Linked DNA regions of Mus musculus: region 2 is linked to region 1. The links are chromatin loops, found by intact Hi-C in ENCODE. Cell type or tissue: left cerebral cortex. All regions are shown on one strand. Each heading gives the region's core, and the rest is flanking DNA. Links, peaks and the distances in the headings are about the cores only.

Region 1 (8,392 bases), core at 222-8,221:
CTCTTGTTCCAGCCATAGCTGGCCTGGGACTTACGGGATCACCCTCCTTTAGTCTGTCAAGTGCTGAAATCATAGGCTGGCGCCATCATGTCCAGGTGTCATTTGGATTTTGATTCGTCCTGTGAGCATCTCCTGTGAGCTTCCTGCATGGGAAGTGGCAGCCAGTCTTGACTGACAAGCATATTTACCTTTTGTGATGTTCCTGGGTACACTCTCTCAGACTCAGCAATTCAGGAGGGACCCTTAAACACAGACTCTTCAGCTTGTCTCCCTGCCCCACTGGAGAGAGAGCACAGGCTTGAGTCACTTGAAACCAGGGCTTGAAGAAGCCACCAAGTCCTCAAATAACATGCTCTCGAGAAAGTCTGTTTGCTGTGCCATCAGTGGGTGTGTTATTTGGAACTTGGGTTCATTTGCTCATGAAAATTCTGCCACCAAAGTGACAGCTCAGAAACAGCAAGTCAGAACCTAAGGCCAGCTCTGTATACATTTTGCTGTTGTTGCAGTTGTCATCGTCGTTGTCATTGAGTATCTGTGTGGGATCATGGGCCTGCATATGCTGTGACGGAAGAGAGCACACCATGGGGCATGTGTGGCAACCAGAGGGCAACTTTGAGGAGTTCTCTCCTTCCACCATGGGTTTCTGGGGTCAGACGCAGGTGGTCAGGCTTTGTGTCAAGCACCTCACCAGATCTTGAGCCCAGTACTATAACTGACATGTTCTGTGGGTCCAGGTATCCTGTGGACCTTTCACATCAGGTGTCTGCATCAGTGACTTTCTAGACCAGGAGGAGCAGTAGTGATGCGTTACTACCAGGACAGAGGAGGGCTCAGGGTAGCTTCTGTGTGGCTAACTGTTCTAATGTGGGAGCAGGCAGGACTCCTCACTGGCTTATTCCTCCACCGATTTGTCTGCATCTGTGCATCAGGGTTGCCAAGCCCACTTTATTGACAGATCCTTCTTGCTGGGCAGCTGCATAAGCTACTTGCCAAATGGTAATAAAAAAGACTTTCTCTAAGTAAAAGATGTTAAAGTGTAGGTGTTAAACCAGAGCCTCTTAGATGGGAGAGTTTTGAACATACACTATTAAACTTCACATAGCCTGGAAGAAGCGAGGTCAAGTAGTGTATTTGTAGCTGAAATTCCTTGAGAAAAGGTGTTCAGGTGTTTAATGAGAAAGAGACGGATGAAGTTACTCCGGCTCATTGAAAGGTCAGATGGGTTAGCAGGTAACCACCACTTGCTGAGCTGCACACTGTGTGCTTCTACCCTTGGCCTGTCCATTGTGTGGGTGCACTGTGACTTAGGTGGGGGCTCTGTACATGAGGGAAACAGGATCCTCTTGTTTCTTCTCATTCCTACAGCAACCTGGGAAAGATGAACTGGATATAGTTAGTTTTGCCAGACTGATTTTTCTGAAATGCTTTCTATATTGATGGAGGAAAACCCAACAACCGAAGATCTCAGAGCGATTCAATGAGGCCCTTCCCCATCCTGCTTCATTTAGCCAGGCCATTCTCCCAGGCTAGCTGGAGCAGCTCCGGAGTTGTAAAGAACTCTAAGCCTTTCTGTGGTTATAAGGGCCTGCTTTTGCAGTGTTGTCTTAAGGCTTCTTCAGTTTGCTTCCATGCCATGTCACCCAGCTTCTCAGACTATGTCTGCTGTGTACCGTTGGCTAACCTGGAGCTGGGGCTTTTCCATCTGACCTGCTATAGCTTTAGAGTCTGAGGCTAGGAGACAGTCATGAAGAACATGTACTAAGCCTTCTTCCTAAGTGGGTCTGGTCCAGATAGAGAGCAGGGGAGGTGGAGTAGTGGTGTGTCCACTTAGCAGACAGGGAAATGAAGGCTGCTGAGTTGGGCAACAGCAATGGCAGAGCTGGTGTTGATGCTCTGGCTGGGCCTAGGTCTGGCAGTTTTTCCCTGTGCCTCTTAGCAGCATTTCTAACTCCTGCTGCGGGGGTTGGAATAAATTAGACCTAATACCCGCCTTGGTTTTTCCTTCTTTTTTCCCCCCAGGCTTTATGCCCTTGTTTTCTAGCAAACCAGGTACCACCTTCTCCAGCAGAATTGTTATCCAAACGGAGTGGATAACCTTCCAGGCTGAATTGGCATTTTGTCTCCTATCACTTGCCTCTGAGTGGTTTTCCCCACTTGGAGCCACGGTATTAATGAGACTAAGTCTGTTTCCTCTGGCCATGTTATGAGGCTGAAAATGAGACTTTAAATAGAAGATGTGACATATGGGACTATTCAGGTTTCCTTACTGCACACCGCAACCATCTTGACTTTTTTTTTTTTCTTTTTTTTTGAGACAGGGTTTCTCTGTGTAGCCCTGGCTGTCCTAGAACTCACTTTGTAGACCAGGCTGGCCTTGAATTCAGAAATCCGCCTGCCTCTACCTCCCGAGTGCTGGGATAAAAGTGTGTGCCACCACGCCCGGCACCCATCTTGACTTTCAGCTCCTGGATCGCCCGCTGCCTGCTTCTTCCCTCAGGAAAGCAGCAGGACAGGAGCACAGCCCATTCTCCAGTCCTTGCTGACCTAGTGAATAGTGATGTCAGAGGAGGCTGAGCCAAGGGCTGCTTAATAGGGTGGATTACAGCAACCCACCAGAAAGGGCGGTGGGGCTGGACCGGAACAGCCCTTTCTTCTAGTTTCCTCCCAGTACCTCCAAGGAATTTGAAAGGCAGGAGGCTGAGAAGTTTTAGAGTGACTGAGTTCCTGCTTTCCTGAGGGTGTGTCAGCCCTCCTGGAGCTCTGCCTGAGGCTGCTGGGTCATTGGGTTGTCCTGGAGATGAATCCCCTTTCAGCCAGAGTCTTGGTTCTTAGTGTCATTTAGTGAAGATGCCTGGGCCGGGAAAGGGGCTGTGATCTGCTGGCCTTAGGATGGGCAATGCCGTTGAGAAACAGAAGCCCCTGAGACAAAGCCATCTGTGCCCCTGGAAACAAGGTAAGAAAGCTCTGCTCCCATTATATAAGCAGCTAGAGCTGGCCTTGTCTGGGGGGACCCTGGCCCAGCCAAGTCAGCTGAGCTGCTACCTTCCAGATAAGAGCTCAGTACTCCACCTTTCTAAAGACTGAAGCATACATTACCTCATTGTGATACCTGTTTGGCTCTCAGGAGCTTCTGCTTCTATGTTGACACCATTCTTTTGTTTGTTTGTTTTTATTTGGTTGTGGTGGGAGGGTTTGAGACAGGGTTTCTTTGTGTAGCCCTGATTGTCCTGGAATTTGAATTCATGGAGATCCACCTGCCTCTGCCTTTTAGGAGCCACCTGGCAACATTGTTCAATTCTTAAAACCTAATCCAAGTCAGAGTTTAGATATAAAGGAATTGGAGTATTTTGTTATATTTTTGGTGTAAAGAGTGTTATTAAAAGCTTTTTAAACATGTATCATCTCCCAAAGGGGTGTGTGTATATCCCGATTACCTACTTTCTTTCTTTCTTTTTTGTTTTTTTTTTTTGTTTTTGTTTTTGTTTTTTTCGAGACAGGGTTTCTCTCTGTAGCCCTGGCTGTCCTAGAACTCACTTTGTAGACCAGGCTGGTCTCGAACTCAGAAATCCGCCTGCCTCTGCCTCCCGAGTGCTGGGATCAAAGGCGTGCGCCACCACGCCCGACTGAATACCTACTTTCAACACCATGATGGGGGCAGAAACCTCTCTCAACACCTACCCTAACTCTCAGCTCAGAGGGGAGGAGTCTGGGGTCCCTTACCCTGCCTTAGCGACACAGGACAGCTCTGTCTCAGACACCTGTGTTAGTATTGCTGACCCATTAGCCTGAAAGCTGGCAGGTGTGCCAGACGTGGCACCTGCAGGACTTGGGGACAGGATCTCACTGTTCAACCTGTCTGTATTGGTCCTGAGTTTTCTGTCTCATCAGGTTTTCGGCCTCCCCAGTGCTGGGATTGCAGATGTGCATCACACCCATCCATCTGTCCAGGTCTTGTCTAACCCTGCAGTCGGACTTGAAGTGTGGTTGGCAATCCACTGTAACGTATGTCTAAGTGTGTGCTTGTGAATGGAGAAGCAACGGGAAAGAAATGGCTGGGATCTTAACAGCAACTGTTGGAGCTAGAGCATAGAAAGTTTTTCAGCTTAAAAGGGAAACCAGGTAGGATGTTAGTGTGTTAGTTAGTTCAGCCTTTCGGAATCTCCCTTATCTGTCTAGCATCTGCTGCTTCTGTGAAGAACTGCTCCTGAGTGCTGCTCCAGTGGACTCCAGCTTAACAAAATGGAATAGGAAATGGGGAGGGGCTCGTTCTGGAACTCATCTTTCTTTGGTGCTGGATATTGAATCCAGCTCTTGGGTCAAGCTAATCAACTCCCTGCTTCTGAGCTGCACCCTCAGTCCTTGTCCCTACTTCTCTTGGCACTGGGCAATGTGGGAAAACAGTCTTGGTTTTGCATAGTCAAACTGGAGTGTTTGAAGAGCTGTGCTGACTATAATTACCCTGACACGTTTCAGCAGAATGATGCAATTGAAAGTGAGGTGGTGGGGGGGGGGGGGATGGCTCAGTGGTTAAGAGCACTGACTGCTCTTCCAGAGGTCCTGAGTTCAATTCCTAGCAACCACATGGTGGCTTACAACCATCTTAATGAAATCCGATGCCCTCTTCTGGTATGAAGACAGTGTACTCACATGCATAAAGTAAATAAGTCTTAAAAAAGAAAAAATAGGGGAAATCTCAACACAGCAGGGTCAGGTGTTGGATCCGAGGTACACTTGTTATGCTTAACAGTGCTGACAACACATGGCCCATACTAGGCAAGCGCTTTACCACTGAGCTGCACCTCAGCCCTCCTCAGTGTGTTTTTGCATGTTTAAAATAAAAGCAAGCAACAGCTAGGTTTGCATAACTAGTTAAGTTTTCGTTGGAAATAATTACAGAAAGTTTTGAGAGTTGGTTGGTTGTGCTTATTCACTGAAATGGAAGCAGCTGTAGGGCCATAGCTGACAGAATGTTCAAGTGGGTGGGGATATAAGCAGAGCCACTGTGACCTGTGCTTTCCAACTCTTCTTTCCCCAGAGGCAGGGTTGGTTTATCAGGGTACACCTGGAACCAAGTTTGTCCTCTCAGTCTAAAGCCTTTCTGGACCTGACCTCAGGGCCATTTCCAGTCCCCTTTCAGTGAGGTGATGACATCCTTCCTGGTGAATGCATGGTGGCTTCAGGCCAGCCACACGATTGGGGTCTCTCTGACACACTAGGGAATGGGTGAATGGATGGAAATCCAGTGTCCACATTGGCTGCAGTTGGGATAGCCCAAGGAGTTTCTGACACTTAGTATCCTGTGATGGCTGATACTCTGAGCAGACCCTTTGCCTAGAGCCAAGGATGATGTCTGAGGGTCAAGCCTTGCTGCATTCTGAAGTCTGAAAAGAAATCCTATCTGCCCTTCTGATCAGTTTGTGGGCTGGGAAGTTGGAAAACTGAAGTGGTGTAATGGTATTTGAGTGCCCTGACTCTCTGCTGCCCTTCAGACTCTTCCTGTCTCATATTGGCTCTGGGAATTGTCATGTGGACAGATACAGCAGCAATTGCAAGTTGAGTTGTTATTGCAAGTCACCATGTGGGTGCTGGGAATTAAACCAGGTCCTCTGGAAAAACAGCCAGTACTCTTAACTACTGAATGATCTCTCCACCCCACCTTCTTCCTAAAATCCCAGCAGCCAGTGCCACCAGCCTGATGAATGGAGATGCTAGTGATGTACATGTTTGCACACAGTGTGGGTGGCAGCCTCTGAGGAAGGGCTGGCTGTGAAAAGCTTCAGCTCATAGGTTAGTTACGTGGGGCTGCTGTGCTGGGAAAGAACTGGGCAGCCAGAAGGTAGACTCTGGTGATTGGCTAGTGGGGAGACTGACTGTCATCACAGCAGGGCTGGACTGAGAGGTTTGGATTGCAGCCAGCAGAGGTGTTAGACCTGCACACACAGTGGAGAGGCAGCTGGTGAAGCTGGATATCCATGCCCCAAGTCATAAATGTCCATCCAGAACATAGCAAGGCTCAGAGCCTTACTCTGACCACTGATCGAGCTTTACGTTCGCAGGCCTGCTTCCTGGTCTAAGGGAAATGAGCAATGAGGGAGGCCCTTATAGTGTGCAATAGCTTTAATAAATGCATACTGCTTGTCAGAAATGCTTGTAATTATTGCTCACTGGAAAGAGCCCTGCGTTTACTGGGTCCATGGGCATAGAACTTAGGTTGACTCTCTTGCAGAGCCATCGTCTCACAGAGCTATGTGAATTTGAATAATTCTCTACCAGTGTCCTCTCAAAGGGAAGATATGATGACATTCTTAAAGGACCCTTTGGGTTAGTCCTATTGTCCCTGTGCCCTTCTCATCATTGTTTATGGTGCAGTCTCACAGTATGCTGTCATACTACCCAAGAGACTCAATTTTCCCTTAGCAGCTACTGTTTTCGTTTTTGTTTTTCCAGTTACACAGTGGTTAAGAGCATAACTTTGAACTAGAATGTCAGGGTTGAATTCTCATTGCGGGTCAAATACAGAGAGTGTGCCTTTTACTTTAGATGAAATAATCTTACATTATTTGTTATCCTGCACATCTCCTGGTGCTGGTGGGAACCCCGGACCATCACCCTTGATACTACATTATTAAGGAAAACAGTGGGAACCATGGTAAAATACAGAAAAAACACTACTGAGTTCCTACAGGACCTAAAACCTTATAAGAGGACAGAAGCCTTAGTTGCTGCTGTTGTTTTCCAGAGCCTTGCACATGCACACACCCACGGTTTTCCATAGGCACAAGCATGTGTGTGTAATTTCCCCCTCAGATGTCAGGCTTCTGTGTGACCCCATAGCTATGTAGTGGTGGTGGCATGCTATCATGTTAATGTTGCACACTGTTTTAAATTAGCCATCTGCTGTTGAGTACAGAAGCTGCCGTTTTGGCAGCTGCAGATGGGGCAGCATTGAGGAGCTCCAGGACCAGAGCTGGGTGATGCTGCTGGATGGTTTCCTTAGGATAAGCTCCCACCATCACATTCCCAAGCCAGGAACATAGGAATAGCTTTGAGGATCTCGCCGTGCTGTTTCTCAAAGGAGAGGCATCTGTTCGTGTTCTCCCACGTGAGACATAAATTCCCCAGTTGGTCAGCAGCTCATCAGCACCCATGTCCCATCTGTTTGGAGATTTCTCGAAAATGTCAGCTGTACTTGTAGTGCCACAGTGACGGGTCATCTGAGGAGAGACCATCCAGGGCTGGCAGCAGCAGTGAGATGAAGCTGCGGCTTACAGTGTTCTGCTTTGCTTTGGACTTTTCTTGGTTGCTTTGGTTTGTTTAAGGATGCACATTTATTGCCATTACCTTTTATTTTCTATCTTCCAAAGAGTATTGATGATTAAAATTTTTTCTCCTGTTGAAGATGTAGAATGAGTCAAAGAGTCCCTACATTGTTAATGCTGGGCCAACTGCTGGGTCTGGAGATGTGGAGGGGCAAACAACCCAAATGGTCCTTTTCCTAACTGCTTCTAAGTGATGAGACACCAGCTCTGCACCGCAGATAAACAGAGCAAGGTGTGGTTATATGTATAATAACCATACAGTAATCCATACAGAATGCTGAGGCAGGAGGGTCTTGAGAAGGCCAACCTGGGCAACATAATGAGACCTGGCCTATAAATAAATGCATCATAATAAATGGTCAAGGTGCTCTTAATTAGCCAACTCATGTAGTACCTCAGAATGTGACTAAATGTGATGGATGAGGAAGGGTCAGAGCGAGGGTGAAAGCCATGTGTGGTAATATCACAAGAAGGTTCAGGATGAGAGGAAACCTTTTAAAACAGAAGGTTACATAGGATACTTTAGAAATCACATGCCTTAGACCAGGAGGGTAAAATAATCTAAAATAATTATCTAATTTTAACAATGGAAGAACCAGGTGGGATGTGAAGTCTTATAGCTTGTATCTTTTGTTACTAATGTTATAACAGGGTTGGGACAATGTATGCAGTACTAATAGGAAACAGTACATTGTATATCATATGCTTCATATTTAACATGATATATGTGTAAATGTTCTATAACATATAAAACAGTTTACATGGAGAGTGTGAATGTCTATAAAATACAATGTATAGCATATGTCACATGTACCATATGTAACACAGCACTGTAGCATGTGTAGCAGTGACCAGTAACAGCTGGGATATGGTATTAGGCAATGCCAGTGGCTTCCTGTGTGCCAGGTGTGGTACCAAAGGATTGACATTCGAGATGGGTTCTTTTTGTACACAGTTGGCGTGTAACTCCAGCCTTCTATAAGTTGGATCTTTTATTCAGCAGGGATCAGTTATAGGGGATGGAAACTGTAAGTGTGAAGGGGTTTTTCTCATGAGAAGTGTGGGTGTTACTT
Region 2 (8,392 bases), core at 72-8,071, 69 kb after region 1:
CACAACCATCCATAATGGTGGCCCTCTTCTAATATATCTGAAGACAGCTACAGTATACTTACATATAATAATAAATAAATCTTTAGCCGGGCGGTGGTGGCACATGCCTTTAATCCTAGCACTTGGGAGGCAGAGGCAGGCAGATTTCTGAGTTCAAGGCTAGCCTGGTCTACAGAGTGAGTTTCAGGACAGCCAGGGCTACACAGAGAAACCCTGTCTCGAAAAAATAAAAACAAAAACAAAACAAAAACAAGTCTTTAAAAAAAAAAAAAAAAAAGAGCTCAGGGTCAGGTCAGTCTGTGTGACTTGAGCCCACTTGTCCTCTGAAGGTTGGCATTGCAATCTGCAGTAAGACGGAATAGCAGGGCCTCTCATTTAGTCAGCCTTTGGTGGAGCCAGGCAGCCATCTCTCGGGGGACACCCCTCCGCAGTATTAGTTAGTCCACATCTATACTGCCTGTGCTGACCATTCTCTGCTTTCTCCTCCTCCCTGCCTTCTATTTTGCCCTCCGCCCAGCAGGCCTCCTATGCTGCTTCTTCCTTCTCTGTCTCCTACTGTGTCCAGCAAACTAAAGTGGCCTTCACCCCCGAGGACGGCAGTGCCGCTCAGGGCCTCAGTGTATCCGTGTCTAACTCCTTTCTCAACCGGCACGGCAGCTTGCCTGTGCCCTCGGTGAGTCTCCCCTGCTCTTCCTCACTTGGAAACTCGTGAAGTTAGTGCTTGAAGCCTGTGTTCCTGGATGCTGCTGCTGCTGCCTGTCACCAGTGCTGTCCTTCCACAGACCCTGTGTGCCTGCTGCGGAAGGGATCAGAGTACTTGCTTCCCTGGGCCTTGGGGGCTGTGGTTAGGGGTCCGGGAGTGAGGTGTGGGCTGCTCTGTCTGGAGCATGACACTGGCACGGAGCACAGCCACTTCTGCTGTTGTGTTCTGCTCTCCCAGGGGCCTGTGTCTGCACTTAAAAGGGGACAACCCTTTCAGCAAAATCTTGCTAGTATATGCAATGGTGTCAGCGTTTGGAAGCTGATCATGGGATGGATCTCTGGATATGGCAATCACTAGATGGTCCATCCTTTCGTCACACTTCCAAATTTTGTCACTGTAACTCCTTCCATGGGTGTTTTGTTTCCTATTCTAAGAAGGAGCAAAGTGTCCACACTGTGGTCTTCGTTCTCTTGAGTTTAATGTGTTTAGCAAATTGTATCTTATATCTTGGGTATCCTAAGTTTCTGGGCTAATATCCACCCATTATGGGTGGGTGGGTATGGGGGACTTTTGCTATAGCATTGGAAATGTAAATGAGCTAAATACCTAATAAAAAATGGAAAAAAAAAGGGGGGGGGGACAACCCTTATCTAGGAAGCAGGACAGAGAGGAGCAGGTAACCCGATGGGGCTGGGTGGTGGTTGGGTGCTTTTGCTTACCCCACAGCCCCGAGGCCCTGTGGCTTAAAGCAGTAGCCCTTTGTTTGTGCTCGGGACTCAAGTTAGGAGGATGGTATATGAATCTGCCCAGGCAAGCATCTTTGGGAGCTAGGACAGTTGGGCTATTTTGTCACCAGTGTCAGGCTGGTCTAGGTTTGTTGTTGTAGCAGCTGGCAGGCAACAAATGGAAAAGTGTCAGGTGTCCTGACTCAGGGTCAACGTGACAGCCACTCAGTGGGACCACAAGGATCACTGTTTGGGGGGGGGGGGAACCCTGCTCCTGAGGGGAGGACTGCCTGCCACTGACACAGGACAATGGAGAGGGCTACATCAGTCTGTAGACAGCTCAGTAGTGACACAAAAGGAGGCCTGGCTTTCTGGACTCTGCATTTGCCCCAGAGCCAAAGCAGCCACCTTTATTCCTGTGATCCCAACTGAGGCCCAGAGGGAAAAGAATGGAGCCAAGTTCACTCCCTGGAAGCAGCTCGGGCTCAGGTACTGACTTCTCCCTGGGCCTCGGAGTCTTCTTGAGGTCACAGTGTGATTGAGGGAATTGAATCAAGCCATGGGAAGGAAGCACCATATGCGTGGGAAGCAGAGAAGCTGGCACTGCACTGCTGCTTCTCCTGTGCTCGGGAGCGTGGCACTGACTTCAGCCACCCGGGAAAGGCTTGGGTAGGGGACCAGCTTGGCACTTGTCTGATGTCCACCTTTGTCTAGGGTTTGCAGTTCAGTGCCCAGGACCTTCAGGAGAACCTTGTAAGGGTGGAGCCTCCCTTCTCGTGGCTCTCCGCAGTGCTGGGTATATGGGACAGTCTGAGTCACCTCTGCCCTACCACACAGATCACCTCTTCCCCAGAAGGCACCTCTAGCAAGCTCCCTCCACGGACCTTGCAAAGCTTGGTTTCAGGCAGTCCTGGTCCTTGACTGTTAATACACACAAACACACACACCCCTAGGAATTTCTCCTCATTCCTTCTGAGCTGTTAGCAGAGGACTGTGGATGAACTGGGCTGTATGCTATAGAATTGCAGACAAGGGCGTTTCCTTAGGTTTGGGTCTGAGTGTGTCACTTCTGTGGAATGTTGAGGCATCTTACGTTTGTGACTCTGTATTCTTAGCTCCAGCTCCAGGAAAGAATCCCTGCTAAAAGGATAGGATATTTCAGTGAAAGGAAAGAGTCTCCGGAACCGTGCTTGCAGTGTGTGTCAGCTGATAGGTCGAACCCCATGCCGTGATTTAGTGTCTTGCCAGCTCTACACAGTCTCTGGGTAATTCTAAGAGGAGCTTAGACATGGGATTCCACAGTGCGATCAGAATAGGAGTGGGTTAGCTGTAAGGATGAAAAGGGAGGATCACATACAATCAGTAGGGACAGTCAGATAAGCTGAGGGACTGGCTAAAGCAAGGTGTGAGTGACACCCCGAGCTACTCGAGCCTTCGGATGCTGTACCAGGCACTTCTTCCTGTTCTTTCCAGGTTCTGCCGCCCTGTGGGCTGCTTGGGGTGTCTTCATTATCGCCCAGTTCTGGAACTGCACCTCTTTCCTCCCAGCTCCCCACACCTGTGTCCCAGCTGTCCTGAACAATATGAGTTGGGTCGATATGTACACTGCCCTTGAGCAGTAGTGACAGCATCCAGACTCTTGATGGTCACAAGGGTGGTCACTCCCTGTGTATACTGTGGAGTGGGCGGTAGAGAACCGCCTCTCCCATCCCCTAGAGTGTCCTGGGCAGCCTTTCTTTACTAGCACCCATTCCACCCATTCCAAATGCTGCCACCAAGAGACCTGTTGGGATGCTGGATAAGCAAAATAGCTAGCTGATTCCACTTTTAGAGGGTATGTTTAAGTGCCTGTAACGATGCTTATGACTTAAAACAAAAATCTTTGAAATATGAAAGCTAAATGTAGCCTGGTTGTGGTAATGTTCGCCTTTAATCCTAGTATTCCAGAGGAAAAGGCAGGTAGCTCTCTATGAGCTCAAGCCAGCATGGTCTGCAGAGCAAGTTCTAGGACACCCGGGGCTGGCTACACAGAGAAACCCTGTCTTGAATCCCTCACCCACCCACCCCTACCAAAAAAAGAAAGCTAAGTGTCCATCGCCATGGACCCCAGTGTTTGAAAAGGGCTGTACAGCAGCTGCTATCTCGTTCTGGGCCCAGACAATCCTTTCTTTCTCTGAGCTGCTAGATCCAGGCTTTGAGGCATCACACATGTGCCCTTCAGAAGACCTAGGTCTCATATAAACATTTGGCTTCTGTGCTGTGGCCAGAAATGCAGCCGGAGCCTCCTCCTGAGATTTAGGACTGGCCCTTAATTCCACCAGTGTGCCCATGTCTCTCCTGGCCATGAGCTATCTCTGAAAATTCACTCAAAAGCTACCACAGATACCATGGGCATACCACCTCTAAAAACCAAGCCTGAACCAAAGGCGAGAGAGAGTAGGGTAGTAGGGTGGGCAGGAGGATGAAGACAGGCTCAGGCAGCTTGGCTTTGCTCCAGTCACCTTCACTCAGTCCATGCCATCTTGGCCTAAGCAAAGCCAGATCACACACAGGAGAGGAAGGGATGTGGGGTGTGGTGGGGGGGTAAAGCCCTGTAGGCCAGGGCCAGAGAGGTGTTGCTCAGGGCCACTTCCTTGTTTCCTGGGCTTGCCTGAATTCCTGGGTTTCCATGAAAGATTCCCTGCATTGTTAGCATCAGGAGGGTTTCCCTTATGGGGGAGGAAGTACCTGTTCTGTGAAAAGCCACTTTATAGACCGCTGTCTCCTGCCTGGACTTTGCCAGCACATGTCCCAGGTCCCTAGCTACTTTTTTTTTTTTTTTTTTTTTGGTTTTTCGAGACAGGGTTTCTCTGTGTAGCCCTGACTGTCCTGGAACTCACTTTGTAGACCAGGCTGGCCTCGAACTCAGAAATCCACCTGCCTCTGCCTCCTGAGTGCTGGGATTAAAGTCGTGCACCACCAGCGCCTGGCTTCCTAGCTACTTTTATGCAGACCCTGAGTTCTAAGCCAGTGTGTAGCAGGTGGTGAGTGAATGTCCTCTCCTGACTGGCCTTACTGTTTGTTCTCTTCTGGTCTGTGTGTGGCTCCACAAACATCCTGTGTACCCCACGTTCATCATCTACACAGCCCCCGAGTCCTTGCACTGCAGCAAAGTCTTTCACCTGGAGCTGGGACAGTTCTCCCTCTGCTGCCTCTGTCATGCTCTGCTTTGCTCCACCAATGCCCTACTTCTGTGGTGAAATGTTCCATCCCTGCAGCACCAGGACAACACCCACATGGTCTTCTGCCGCTCCAGACAGCCCTTGAAATAAACCATGATAACTCACCGTATGCTTATGGAAAGCCCAGGCTGCTGCAGGCCTGCTCAGCTTGAGCGCACAGACAGACTGGACCCTGTACAGCAGCACCTCCCATGCTTCTCCCCCTGCAGAGAGCCCCAGTATATACATTTCCAGCTGAGGGAAGGCAGGGGCAGGACAAGGCTGCTTCACCATGCTGGAGACGACAAGGGGCCAGAAGTCAGTGTTCCTTGCCTTTGGGCCTTCACAAACTCTGCTTCAGAAATAGCCACACACACAGCCCACTAGAATTCTAGGCTTGCTGTTGTCCTCTGCCCATCAGGGCTCTGGGACCAGCCCAAGACACAAGAATATTGCTCTAGCACCCTGCTCCATCTGACACCAGAGTCCAGCTTCCAGGAAGGCCATGTGGTGACATAACCCCCAAGGGCACTGCTCCACAGGTGGCTCTTGCCTTTCTGCCCTTGTCATAGTGCCTGACACTTGTCCAGGACCTTTCTTACAAGTCTGTGATTGAGTATTTTTCCCACCCAGGATATGGAGACACCAAGGCAAAAAAGCGAAGTCATCTGCTCCTAGTGTCAAGCTTGAGCCGGGGATAGGCCCAGATCCATCATGAAGAGTACGTTAGGCTTATGAGCTATTATGTGGCCAGACAAATACTGAGATGCAGTGTAGCTGATCAGAACTGCCTCTAGGCTGGCCTTGCAGAAGTGACTCTCCAACAGGAACAAAGGCCTGTGACACAGGCATCTGCCTCTGAGTCTACCACTTGGCTTTGAAACCCTGCATTTGTCATTTGCAAAATGTAGTTCTTGTGATTAGCAGAAGAGCCTCAAGCAAGAGAGCTGCCCCTAGATAAGACAGCCCAAAAGTAGGCATTGGCAAATGGGATGAGGGGAGCAGGGGAAAGACAAGAGACAAAGGGGGAGTGAGAGCAGTGTTACCCAGGACCCTCCCTGCCCTACCCCCTGGGCATGGTCACATCCCACCCCAAAGGACCATAGCTGTCTCCCCAGGCAACCATTGGGAGCTTTAAAGCTTGACTACATACCTAGCCTGCTGCTGCCAGCCACCATGATAAAGGCTGGTACTCTGGTGCCAGGGCCAGTACTGAGCACAGCACCTAGGGAGAGTCCAAGTCATGAAAGTAACTTCCTGTGACTGTGTTTAGTGGCCTTTTGAAAAAGCAATGTGGTGGCTTATCCATATTTCCTTTTTTGTTTTGTTTTGTTTTGTTTGAGACAGGGTTTCTCTGTGTAGCCCTGGCTGCCAAGCAACTCATTCTGTAGACCAGACTGGCCTCAAACTCAAAAGATCCGCTTGTCTCTGCCTCTCAAGTGCTGGGAATAAAGGTGTGTGCCACCACCATCACCACTACCCAGCTCATATCCATATTCCTAAGAATATCCAAAACTTAGCCATCCTGAGGCTGTTCCATGCAGGGATGGCCTGTCTCTAGAGGCTTCCCTCACAGTCAACACACACCGTCCTCTTGCTGTCATCCACCTGGGAGCTGCAGGCTGGGTCAGATTCTCAGTACTGATGTGCAGGCCACCCCTCCCACCCTAGCAGCCTGGCCACCAGAGGAATGAAACAGAGTAGCTGAGAAATAAGCTGCCAAGACAGCACAGGCCCCATCCCCTGGCAACTCTATGCCAGCGTTAACAGAGAAAGTCAGTCTCACTGAAGCTTGGCCAACATCAGGCGGCTCTGCCTTTAATGAATTAGCTTCAAGCAAACAGAGGTTGCCTGTCAGTCTTCACTATCTTTTTTACTCCAAAAATGGGTTGTTCGTCCAGGCATATCTTTTCAGAAGAGCCAACTCTGTTTCCATCTTTCCTGCCTAACAGTTAGGGCTCTGCTCTCTGTATCCATCCCTCGCTTGCTCGACCAGCATCAGAATAGTGCTCTGCTGAGGACACCCCTCCCCCGAGTCAGATCAGGACAGACAGGGGAGGGCGTTTCTCAGATCCAAGTGTGATACAGGCCACCCCATCACAGGGTGTTAAGGAGGTGGGCCTCTGTTCCTTCAGTCAGAAAGATTGCAGCAGCACTTCCTGTCCGTGTAATGAGATGACCCACCACAGCACTCTGAGCATCACTGCCCCGGCCAGCCTCAGTGTCCCTGGCAGATCCCCTGCCTGACACTGGAACCAGTGCCTCTCTCCTGGTACTTACTCTGCCACCACTACCATCTTTCCCCAGAGTCCCCAACCCAAACAGCATCTCTCAGGCTATAAATACAAATTTTTGCTGCACAGGGATCTCAAAACCAAACCAAACACTCCCCAGATCCAAAAATAGACTGGAGGCTGCTTTGGGGCTGTGAGGTGACCATCTGTGCCCTTCTCCCAACCCCGGGGATGAGCGTGACCCTGGAGGGTCTGACAGCCAGGGCCTGTGGAAACAGCCACCCAGAGCAGCCCAGAGCAGCGGTGCTTTATGGTGATTGGAGAACCTTCCCCGGCTCCTCCCACCCTTGCAAAGGTACTTTTCAAGTTTGGCTCTTGTCCCAGCACGACTGCATAGCTGGAATGCCTGAGGAATCTAGGAGCAGGGGCTGGAAGGGAGGGGAACCCAGGCCCCTGTCCCAGACACACTGCTCCAGCCTCTTCCTGTCCATTGAGTCATCCCACTCACAGCTGAGCTGCTGTGGTACAGGCCTGGCAGTGGTCTGCACACCTTAATTAATAATAACATCAGACAATGTGTGACACCCGTCAGCCCAGCCTGAGCAACTTATCATCAAAGGATCCTCTCAAGAAATAAAACAGCAGCTGGAGAGGTGGCTCAGCAGTTAGAATACTTGTTGCTTTTGCAAAATACCTGGGTTGGAATCCCAATATCCACATGGTGGCTCACCACTGTCCATAGCTCCAGGGAATCCAACGCCCTCTCCTGGCCCTGCAGGCAAACACTCATACATATAAAATAAATCAAAAATAAACCAAAAAAAAAAAAGAAACTGTTTAAGATAAATATTTAAGTGAGTACATAAAACCAATATCCAGGTGTAGTGGTACACAGCTGCACTCATGAGACTGAGACAAGATTACAGGTTTGAGGCCAGACTGGCCTACATAGCCAGACCCTGTTTCAAAAGGAAAATTACACCACTGGTGGCTGACAAGATAGCTCAGTAGTAGCCAGGCATGGTGGCTCACACCTTTATTCTAGCACTTGGGAGGCAGAGGCAGGCAGATCTCTGTGAGTTCCAGACAGGCCTAGTGTGCATAGTGAGTTCCAGGCCATTGAAGACTGTATAGTGAGCTCCCCATCCCTCCACCTCAGAAAACAAGATGGCTCAGCAGATAAAGGTGCAAGGCTGACAACCTGATTTGCATCCCCAGGGCCCATGTGAGAAGGAGAAACCAGTTCCGACCTCCAAACACGCACAGTGGCAGCACACTCATACACACAGAGAAGTAAATGCATGCAGTTTTAAGTTCTTTTTTAAATTATGGTAAATTATTTTCTAAACATCTCTTGATCCAGCCAGTTGTGTTGCCTCCTGTGCAGAACCCCCCCCCCCCCGCTGTTACGGGGTAGAGAAGGACAGCTAGTGTGGGATATGGGCCCCTTGCAGTAGCCATGCTGAGCACTAGCAGGACACTGTTACACTGACGGCTACAACTATTCAATGAGAAAATGATTGTCCTTTT

Evidence for each region. Hi-C counts contacts between places; a loop is a spot of excess contacts. Peaks named below come from ENCODE experiments on the same cell type or tissue, not always from the same donor. Only the 100,000 strongest peaks of a DNase experiment are listed, where the experiment ranks them.
Region 2: a loop joins it to region 1, with 3 times the contacts of the local background. A loop is called at or near these places in 2 of 42 quality-filtered maps.

What each region holds. Positions count from the first base shown.
Region 1 is chr2:29,640,962-29,649,353 of GRCm38, forward strand. All of the region lies in intron 1 of Rapgef1 (Rap guanine nucleotide exchange factor (GEF) 1), which reads left to right. Among named protein-coding and RNA genes, the nearest start is that of Rapgef1, 25 kb to the left of the region's middle. In left cerebral cortex, for the core only: a CTCF peak has its summit at 2,632; DNase peaks (open chromatin) are centred at 4,324, 4,963, 5,804 and 7,077; H3K27ac peaks cover 3,135 bases.
Region 2 is chr2:29,709,636-29,718,027 of GRCm38, forward strand. It overlaps Rapgef1 (Rap guanine nucleotide exchange factor (GEF) 1), which reads left to right. Exons shown (of 26, transcript NM_001039087.1): 12 at 518-673. Among named protein-coding and RNA genes, the nearest start is that of Gm13420, 38 kb to the right of the region's middle. In left cerebral cortex, for the core only: a CTCF peak has its summit at 7,630 (motif pointing left); DNase peaks (open chromatin) are centred at 2,012, 2,574, 4,716, 6,417 and 2 more places; H3K27ac peaks cover 3,322 bases.